Regions from separate parts of the Homo sapiens genome. Here region 2 is linked to region 1. A link is an interaction called in ENCODE POLR2A ChIA-PET data of the cell type or tissue named here. Cell type or tissue: GM12878. All regions are shown on one strand. Links, peaks and the distances in the headings refer to the core of each region. The heading gives the core; the rest is flanking DNA. Region 1 has its middle 31 kb from the start of BTRC. Region 2 overlaps BTRC (beta-transducin repeat containing E3 ubiquitin protein ligase).

Region 1 (4,398 bases), core at 271-4,270:
GGTGTCTGGGGTGCCATGTGCAGCTGTGGGAAGGCTGTGGATCCCAGATGAGAGAAAGCACAGATCCAGAGCCCAACATCAGATTATTTTTCTAATACTGACTCTGAGAGTTCAAAACTAATTGCTTGGAATAAAGAGTAGAAAGAGATAAGGGCTTTGGAGCCAGAAAGTCTAGGTTTGAGTCCTGGCCTTTCTGCTTATTAGCTTCTCATTCATTCATTCACTCAGTAGATATTTAACAAGTATCCACTGTATGCCAGTTGTGTGACCTTTTGGGGGGCAAGCTATTTAAACTCAGTTTCAGTTTCCTCATCGCCAAAACAAAAATAATATACCTAGATATCACAGTTGTGAGAATGACATGAGATGAGGTGCTCAGCACATAGTAGATACTCACTAAATGCTTCACTAGGAGGAGAAATCTAGTTATCGCTCTTCAACAAAGTTTCTTCCATCTGTTGGTATTTTTACCCCACAAGTAGCTAAGCTATGTATTGGGGAAGTTCAAGGAGAATTCTCTATGGTCCCAGAGAATCAGCCACATTTTGTAGGTGACTGTGCCAGTGGGCAAGGATGTGGCTCTTCTCTGGAGTAAGGAAGCACAGGACAGGTTTAGCCCCATGGCTGTCTGTCTCCCTCCCCTCATGAGCTCCTCATGGGCAGGGACTGTATCTTCACTTGTTTAGCACTGCAGCTACTGTGCCTCTGACAGTGCCTGGCACTCAGAAAGCATTCAGTAGATGTTTGTGGAAAGAAAGAACAAAGAAAGGAAGGAAGAAAGAAGGGAAGGAAGGGAGGGAGGGAGGGAGGGAGGGAGGGAGGAAGGAAGGAAGGAAGGTAGGTTCTCGCCTTGTAATGGTTGTGCATGCCCCTAATTTCTTCATTCAACACATTTTTTTTTTCCATCAGCTGCTTCCACATGGCATCAACAAGTATTTATTTATTTATTTATTTATTTAGAGGTGGAGTCTTTGCTCTGTCGCCCAGGCTGGACTGCAGTGGCACAATCTCGGCTCACTGAAAACTCTGCCTCCCAGGTTCACACCATTCTCCTGCCTCAGCCTCCCGAGTAGCTGGGACTACAGGCGCCTGCCACCTTGCCCGGCTAATTTTTTTGTATTTTTTAATAGAGACGGGGTTTTACCGTGTTAGTCAGGATGGTCTCGATCTCCTGACCTCGTGATCCGCCTGCCTCGGCCTCCCATAGTGCTGGGATTACAGGTGAGAGCCACCACGCCCGGCCCATCAACAAGTATTTATTTAGCACCTACAATGTCCCCAGGTACTGTGCCAGGGGCTGGGGATATAATGGTGAGTAAAACAGGCATGGTCCCTGCCCTCATGGAGTGCAGAGTCCAGTGGGAGAATCCAGGCTATAATGAAACAGTCACAAAAAGAAGTAAATGATGCCAAGAAAGTGTATAAAAGAGGAGAGAGCTACATGAGTGAGTAGTCATAGAAGGCTTCCCCTGAGGTGCAAGGCTTCAGCTGGCATCTGAAGTGGGAGTAGGAGTTAAGACCATGCTGGACAGGGTCTGGTGATGCTGCCACTGCCAAGGGGAGTCTTCCAAGAAGGAAAGGCGTGTGCACAGCCCCCATGGCTTCTTAGAACACAGCACCTTATTCAGACTATGGGAAAAGGCCAATATGGCTGGAGCACTGTTGTGACTGGGAGCATGGGACAAAGAAGCTGAAGAGGTAGGGTCTTAGGGGACAGCCTGCAATGGTATCCCCTAAGAGCAAGGGGGCACCATTGCAGGGTTTTAAGCTGAGAGATGGTAGTGATGACATGATCACTACCTGGCTGAGTAGAGGGAGAAAGAGGGGCCAGAGGGGGCAAGAGGGCTCATGGAGAGATCAGTCAGGAGGGTACTTAGGTATCTAGGCAACAGATGGCAATGACTTTGGACTGGGATGGGGGCAGGGTGCTGATGGGTGGAGAGGAAAGAATGGAAGAGAAGAACATTTTCAAGTGGCGTTGAAAGGGCTTGCAGATGGCCGGTTGGGTCATGCAATTGCTGAGGGTGGGGGAGTAGCCATGGAGAACTCCTAGGTTTATGAAACTTGCTCCTTGTGTCTGTCTGCTCCTTGTTCACTTTTATAAATGGGCTTCTTTCTTGTTCACTGGAGAGTTTTGTTCTGATAGTCTTCAGAGGTGGCTGGGTTTCTACTTCCAGAGGATGGAAGAGACTGTCAGGGGCCCTGCAGTAACTGGGATGCACCCAGAGGGTCATTTCCCCAACCAACCCCTGGCCACTTAGGCACTCACATTCATCCTCCCAAACTCACCCAAACCCACAGACTTCCAAACATTCCCTCCAGACTACTTCAACCTACCGTTATTCATCCTCACCTCCCCAAAGCCCTCTGTGCCCCTCCCTTACCCTCTCTCCTCCTGACCCCCGCCCAGCCCCTACCTCCCTCTGCCTCCACTTCACCCTATTAAGAAACAACAACCCCACAGAAACCCCTGCCCCCGGCTGCTACTCCCTGAGCCCCGCCTGCCCTCCCTCCTCCTGCTCCTCTCCCTGACAGATGCCTCAGAGCCCCGGGCCGCAGTTAAGGTGACGAGATGCAGCAATTCTTTATGAACATTTCATTCCTGCTCGCTACACGACGTAAATTAGATGGTGTGTTACATTCGGGCAATAAGAGAGATATGTCACCACGACGCTGGCCCATTGGATGGAGAGGGTAATCCTGCCGTGAATTTCATTACTGCTTTTATATAGACAGAATTAGCTCGGTGACAGCGAGCCTGATTGTCTTTCACTAGGGGTTTGGCGAAGAGCTGAAAGGATTTCACCCTGATGTGCACACTACTGAGTGACCCCGCTCACCAGCGGCTCCGCTGATTGCTTTGCACCTTGCAGACGCCGCAATTGGCTCAGCCTCTCTGCCCCCCTTGACTCCCTCCCTGGTCCCCAGCCCTCCCCGCCTGGCTTTTTCTTGAATCAAGAAGAAAGGAGACCTAATGGAGTCACAAGGTCATGAAGGGAAATGGGGTGGGGTGGGGAGGAAGGTAGCAGAGTGAAAAAACACCACCTAAAGCAATCCCTTTCTGATAGGGGTCTCCAAGACAGAGGCTGTGGCCACTCACTCTTTTGCCCCAGAAAAGGGCAAGAAGGACCCTGTGTTCCTGTGATCAGGGGATGGTCTATTCCTGTGAGTCTCCCTGTAGAGACTCCAGAGCTGTCATGTTCCTGTTCCTTTGCCTCTTGCATGTCTGGGTCCTCTCCTTGTGACAGCTCAGGCTTCCTTTCTCATCTCCTAGTCAGCGAGAGTTGAGAATAAAAAGATCAGGAGGCCGGGCACGGTGGCTCATGCCTGTAATCCCAGCACTTTGGGAGGCTAAGGTGGGCAGATCACCTGGGGTCGGGGGCTCAAGACCAGCCTGACCAACGTGGAGAAACCCCGTCTCTACTAAAAATACAAAATTAGCCTCGCGTGGTGGCACATGCCTGTAATCCCAGCTACTCAGGAGGCTGAGGCAGGAGAATCACTTGAAGCCGGGAGGTAGAGGTAGCGGTGAGCCGAGATCGTGCCATTGCACTCCAGCCTGGGCGACAACAATGAAACTCCTCAAAAAAAAAAAAAAAAAAAAAAAAAAAAAAGCAGGAATAGCAGTCCCTCCTAGCCTGTGCTGTGGACCCAGTGGTTCCAGTGTGAAAGCGGTGGACTCAGGCAGACTCCCTTCACTCCATTCCCCACACACATCTGATGGTGGCACTGCCTCCACCCCAGCCCCATCACACACACACACACACACACACACACACACACACACACACACCCCGCTCTTCAGTGACCTTCCAAATCCTTAATAGACCCCGATGCCTGGCCCCAGCAGCCCGAAAACAAGCCCAGACAAGGGTCTCTCTCCCCTGGGTCAGTTTCTGTGGGGGTGGCTGGTCCTGAGGGGGTCAGGCCCCTCCTGTTCCTTGGCCTCTGCCTCACTGACTCTCGCCTTCTGTCACCTTGTCCTCTCCCTCCCTCACCTCTGCTGACACCTTGGCAAATGCCTTCCGCCAGGCCTTTTGGAGGCAGCCTGGGGCTGGCCAGGGAAGCTGACCATTGCTGGGCCCCTGCTTAAAGCTCTGACCCTTTCTAGAAGCCACCAAGGATGCCCTCTGAGCTTCCATTTCTTGAGGCTTAGGGGCCAAGTATCGAGCAGACAGCATAATCTCCGCAAAGCCCCTTTTGGTCTTTTGGTCAATCCGACACATCTGTCAGGAAAGCTTCTCCTGTGGCCTGGAGCAGCCAGCACTGTGCCTCTGTGATGGGAAGGATTAAGATCACAGTCTCTACTTTCCAGTGGGGGAGGAGGCTCCCTGGACCTCAGCAGAGCTCAGCAGGCCCTCTGAAGGCCTGGCACAGGGTCTCTGCACCCTGACTCTT
Region 2 (4,398 bases), core at 138-4,137, 74 kb before region 1:
GCAAACTTCTGTTTGCAAATCTATTAAAATCTGTTAGCTTTAAAAACTTCTGTTAGGAGAAAGGGAGATTCACATCCTTGCATTGTGACATTCCAGTGGGGCAACAACAGCTAGGCACACGGAATATAGGTACTGACAGTCTTTCATTTTGAACTCCTTTACAAAATGTTAGCTAGCTTGTTAATGCAATCTTTGAACTGTTTGCTGGGTATCTGAACCATTTAATATCCTAAGTTGTATGACCTAAGTCATGAGTCATACATGACCTGCTACCATTAAATAACAGCAAAAGGGAATGAGCTTTTTAAAAATTCTAAAAAAAAAAAAAAAAAAAAAAAGGTGATTCTAGTTATAGTTCTCCCTTCTCCTCCTCCATCTTTTTCTTCTTTTTAAAAATAGGTTTCTGGATAGGCATGATGGCTCACGCCTGTAATCCCAGCACTTTGGGAGGCCGAGGTGGGTGGATCATTTGAGGTCAGGAATTCAAGACCAGCTTGGCCAACATGGTGAAACCCCATCTCTACTAAAAATACAAAAAAATTAGCCGGGGATGGTGGCGCATGCCTGTAGTCCCAGTTACTCAGGAGGCTGATGCAGGAGAATCGCTTGAGCCCAGGAGGCGGACGTTGCAGTGAGCCAAGATGGCACCACTGCATTCCAGTCTGGGCAACAGAGTGAGACTCTATCTCAAAAGAAAAAAAACAAAAAAGGTTTCTTCTCTATACCTACATGAAAGGCCAGATTTCGGTTAGCCAGGCAAAACCAGGCAATGTATACAGTGAAGAGGTTATTGATGAAGACCAACTTATGCTCAGGCAAAATCAACCTGGATTTTCATGAAAATATTCAACGGATTACTTTAAAACACTGTTCCTATGGTCAATATTATTTCTTATAACTGACGAGTTTACAACACAGTTTTCAACCACAACACAGGAACATCAAATATAAAATCCTCCACTAAAGGGCAAAGGATGATGGTATTAGTGTACGCAACTCACACTCAGATAATGTTCAACTATGTGCAATTAAATATGAATTAAAATAAGAAAATTTCAGCTGGGCGCAGTTGCTCATGCCTATAATCCCAGCACTTTGGGAGGTCAAGGCAGGCAGATCACGAGGTCAGGAGATTGAGAACATCCTGGCTAACACGATGAAACCCAGTCTCTACTAAAAAATACAAAACATTATCTGGGCACAGTGTCGGGCACCTGTAGTCCCAGCTACTCGGGAGGCTGAGGCAGGAGAATGGTGTGAACCCGGAAGGCAGAGCTTGCAGCGAGCTGAGATCGCGCCACTGTACTCCAGCGACAGAGCAAGAGTCCGTCTCAAAAAAACAAAAAAAGAAAAAAAGAAAAAAAGAAATTTTCAACACACATTTTTAGATAAAATACTTAATTTTATGGATATTTATAGCATGTGTCCGGTCTTACAGAACTCCACCTTCTTCCACCTTATTTGTAATATAAACTGCTCTTAAACCACTTAATACATCTTTACTAGAAGACTTATTTTACACAGTACCTACCAAGCAGCAGATCAATACTCTAATACAGAGATGCCAATGCCATTACCACAAAAACCTGTGCAAGCAGCCAGCTGCTGAACAAAGACCACGGTTTTCATCAGGTTTATTCCTAACATGTCTCCACTCCACTAGGATGAAATATCTTGCTGTGATGAGCAAGTGGAATTTGGGAAGGAAATAATGGCATTTTTAAAAACACTTAAGAAGCTTTGATTACAGAGAAAGTTTGAAAGATAGAGCTAAAATAAATTTATTCACACTTACAGGATGTTTATCATTTATCATCAAATCCATCTGTTCATAGGCAATCATAATGCTGCATGTGATGCCTTACCAATTGCCATGGTATTAGATATTTACATTACAATTCAACACTTAAGACTAAAATGATACAGTAACAGGGTATGAAAAAAATGAAAATTAAGCACTGGGTGAGAAATGGGGGAAAGAGGAAAGGAAAACACCCTATTTTTTAAAAGTCATTTTCAATAAATAAATTTCCTAACTTTGCTTTCTAAATTTGCTACCAAAAAAATCATTATTCACAAGCTTTTCATAGTTATTACATTTCTTTCCTCCATAGCACAATTATGATCTGAGGCAATAAAATTGAGTTGAAACACAATTAGAAAGGACAGAGATCTGTCTACACATGGTGGTACTAGCAACTTGTGGCACCAGAGGGATTTAACTTTTGTCAAAAACCAATTCTCCCTGTCTTTTCTTACACTATTTACTTTCAGTGGACTAAAGCTGCAATACATCCTTTCTAGGCTAGCTTTAATCATTTCCACAACTGTGGTTGCCATGACAACAGGATGCAGCTTATCTGGGCTGTTTTCATTTTCCCCATTTGAGTTGCCATAACAACACAATCACTCTGCCTTTCTGCAATATGTAACAACTTTATTTTAGGATTGTATTCTTAAGGATACTGGATTTCCCCACTAACAAAGTAAATAAGAGAATTTATATAAGAATTTTATTTCAATAACATAACACCCAACTTTAAAATCTTTTGGACAGGCTGGGCGCAGTGGCTCATGCCTGTAATCTCAGCACTTTGGGAGGCCGAGGCGAGTGGATCACCTGTGGTCAGGACTTTGAGACCAACCTGGCCAACATGGTGAAACCTCGTCTCTACTAAAAATACCAAAAATTAGCCAGGCGAGGTGGCAGATGCCTGTAATCCCAGTTACTTTGGAGGCTGAGGCAGGAGAATTGCTTGAATCCGGGAGGCGGAGGTTCCGGTGAGCCAAGATCATGCCACTGCACTCTAGCCTGGGTGACAGAGTGAGACTCTGTCTCAAAAAAAAAAAAAAAATCTTTTGGAGATAGAATTACTTTGATAGGGACTTTCATCATGTAAAAACAAACATCAACAAACCCTGACGAATATCTGCTGAAATCTAAAGACTGTCTACCGTTAGTAGTGACTGATGTTTCCACAGACTTTCACAAACAAGAGACAGCAATACCAACATGATTATGAGCTATGAGAAAGTGTCCATTAATACCTGTCCTAAGTAGATCAAAAATGAAAATAGTTCTATACCACATATTTTGCTGTCGTAATCCAACATTATTTGTTAAGAGTACCACAGAACAAGTGAGTAGTGGGCTTAATACTAGCTGAACTCCATTTAAAATCTTTACCTCGCTCGAGACCAGCCTGGGCAACACAGTGAGACCATGTCTCTACCAAAAAAAAAAAAAAAAAAATCTTCACCTCCCATTCAAGTTTTCGCATAGTGGCAGAATCTTGCAGAAATTCATAAAGTTCAACTACTTTTACAGTATAAAATGAGCATTTATAAAAACTCACATTCATTGACAAAAATTAAAGAAAAGCATTATTCTAATTGGCAGTATAAAAATTTTAAAATATTCTGGCTACTAGATCACCATATCCATTACTAGGTCCATCATGTTGGGAAATGAGAGCAAAGACAGTGTGTTTTTTTAAAGAACTCTATTGTTATGACTCTTTGTTGTACCAGTATTCGCTATAACAGAACTTTGTGTATGCAAAGGTTATCTTTAATAGCTTAAATCAATAAGTTCAGATCCCTTATAACTTTGATCAACTACAAAGATATATTAAAAACCTCTCCCTAGAGCTGGGAAAAGCTGAGGCAAAAAACAAAAATACAAAACCTTCTCCCATCATATAAAAAATACCTATGAATATATATATACATATTTGTCGCTTACAAACAAAACATGGAAATATTACTACTATTTAAGGAAAAAATATGCAAATATTACTAAATTTCCCATTAGTCCCCTACAGGCATGTAAAAGATTATTCATAATATGGTAGTATTTTTACAGGATAGAACTAATTTTCACATACTAATGTAACAAGATACATTTTAATTTTAATCACAGCTGAGATAATTTAATAAATTTTGTAGTATGCAATGAACTGAAAAATATAATTTATTAATCAAACCTGAGAACCAAAAATAAATCTAAGATCTTTCATAGCATGATCATTTTAAGTTCATTTTTTAAAGAAAAAAATCCACTGTTATTTCAAATTCTGAAATAACAATTTAACAATTTGTATTTTAGCCATTTTTATTAAGGAGAGGAAGGGTCTGTAAATGTTAAGAGCAAAATTAATTACTGGATCAAGGTCTTTTCTTTAGAATCTTTTCCACACTCAGGAAAATGAGGAACTCCTAGACAATAATAATGAAAATAAAGCAGCTGGAGCAAAAGGGAGGGTTACACTACTTACAGTCAAGGGAGGAAGAACAGCAGCACAGAGGGTGTTGGGAAAAAAGGGGGGCAAAGAGTCAGACAAAATAATTTCCTATCCTAGCCTGCCTGGCTAGACTCTCACACGAAAATTAAACCAA

The links. Peaks named below come from ENCODE experiments on the same cell type or tissue, not always from the same donor. Only the 100,000 strongest peaks of a DNase experiment are listed, where the experiment ranks them.
Region 2: POLR2A ChIA-PET joins it to region 1 with 6 read pairs; 7 of 35 experiments call an interaction of 5 or more read pairs at or near these places.

The regions. Positions count from the first base shown.
Region 1 is chr10:101,321,141-101,325,538 of GRCh38, reverse strand. No RefSeq gene overlaps it. Among named protein-coding and RNA genes, the nearest start is that of BTRC, 31 kb to the left of the region's middle. RefSeq lists an enhancer at 3,930-4,398. In GM12878, for the core only: no CTCF peak of the experiment used is centred there; no DNase peak of the experiment used is centred there.
Region 2 is chr10:101,395,262-101,399,659 of GRCh38, reverse strand. All of the region lies in intron 1 of BTRC (beta-transducin repeat containing E3 ubiquitin protein ligase), which reads right to left. Among named protein-coding and RNA genes, the nearest start is that of BTRC, 43 kb to the right of the region's middle. In GM12878, for the core only: no CTCF peak of the experiment used is centred there; a DNase peak (open chromatin) is centred at 2,322.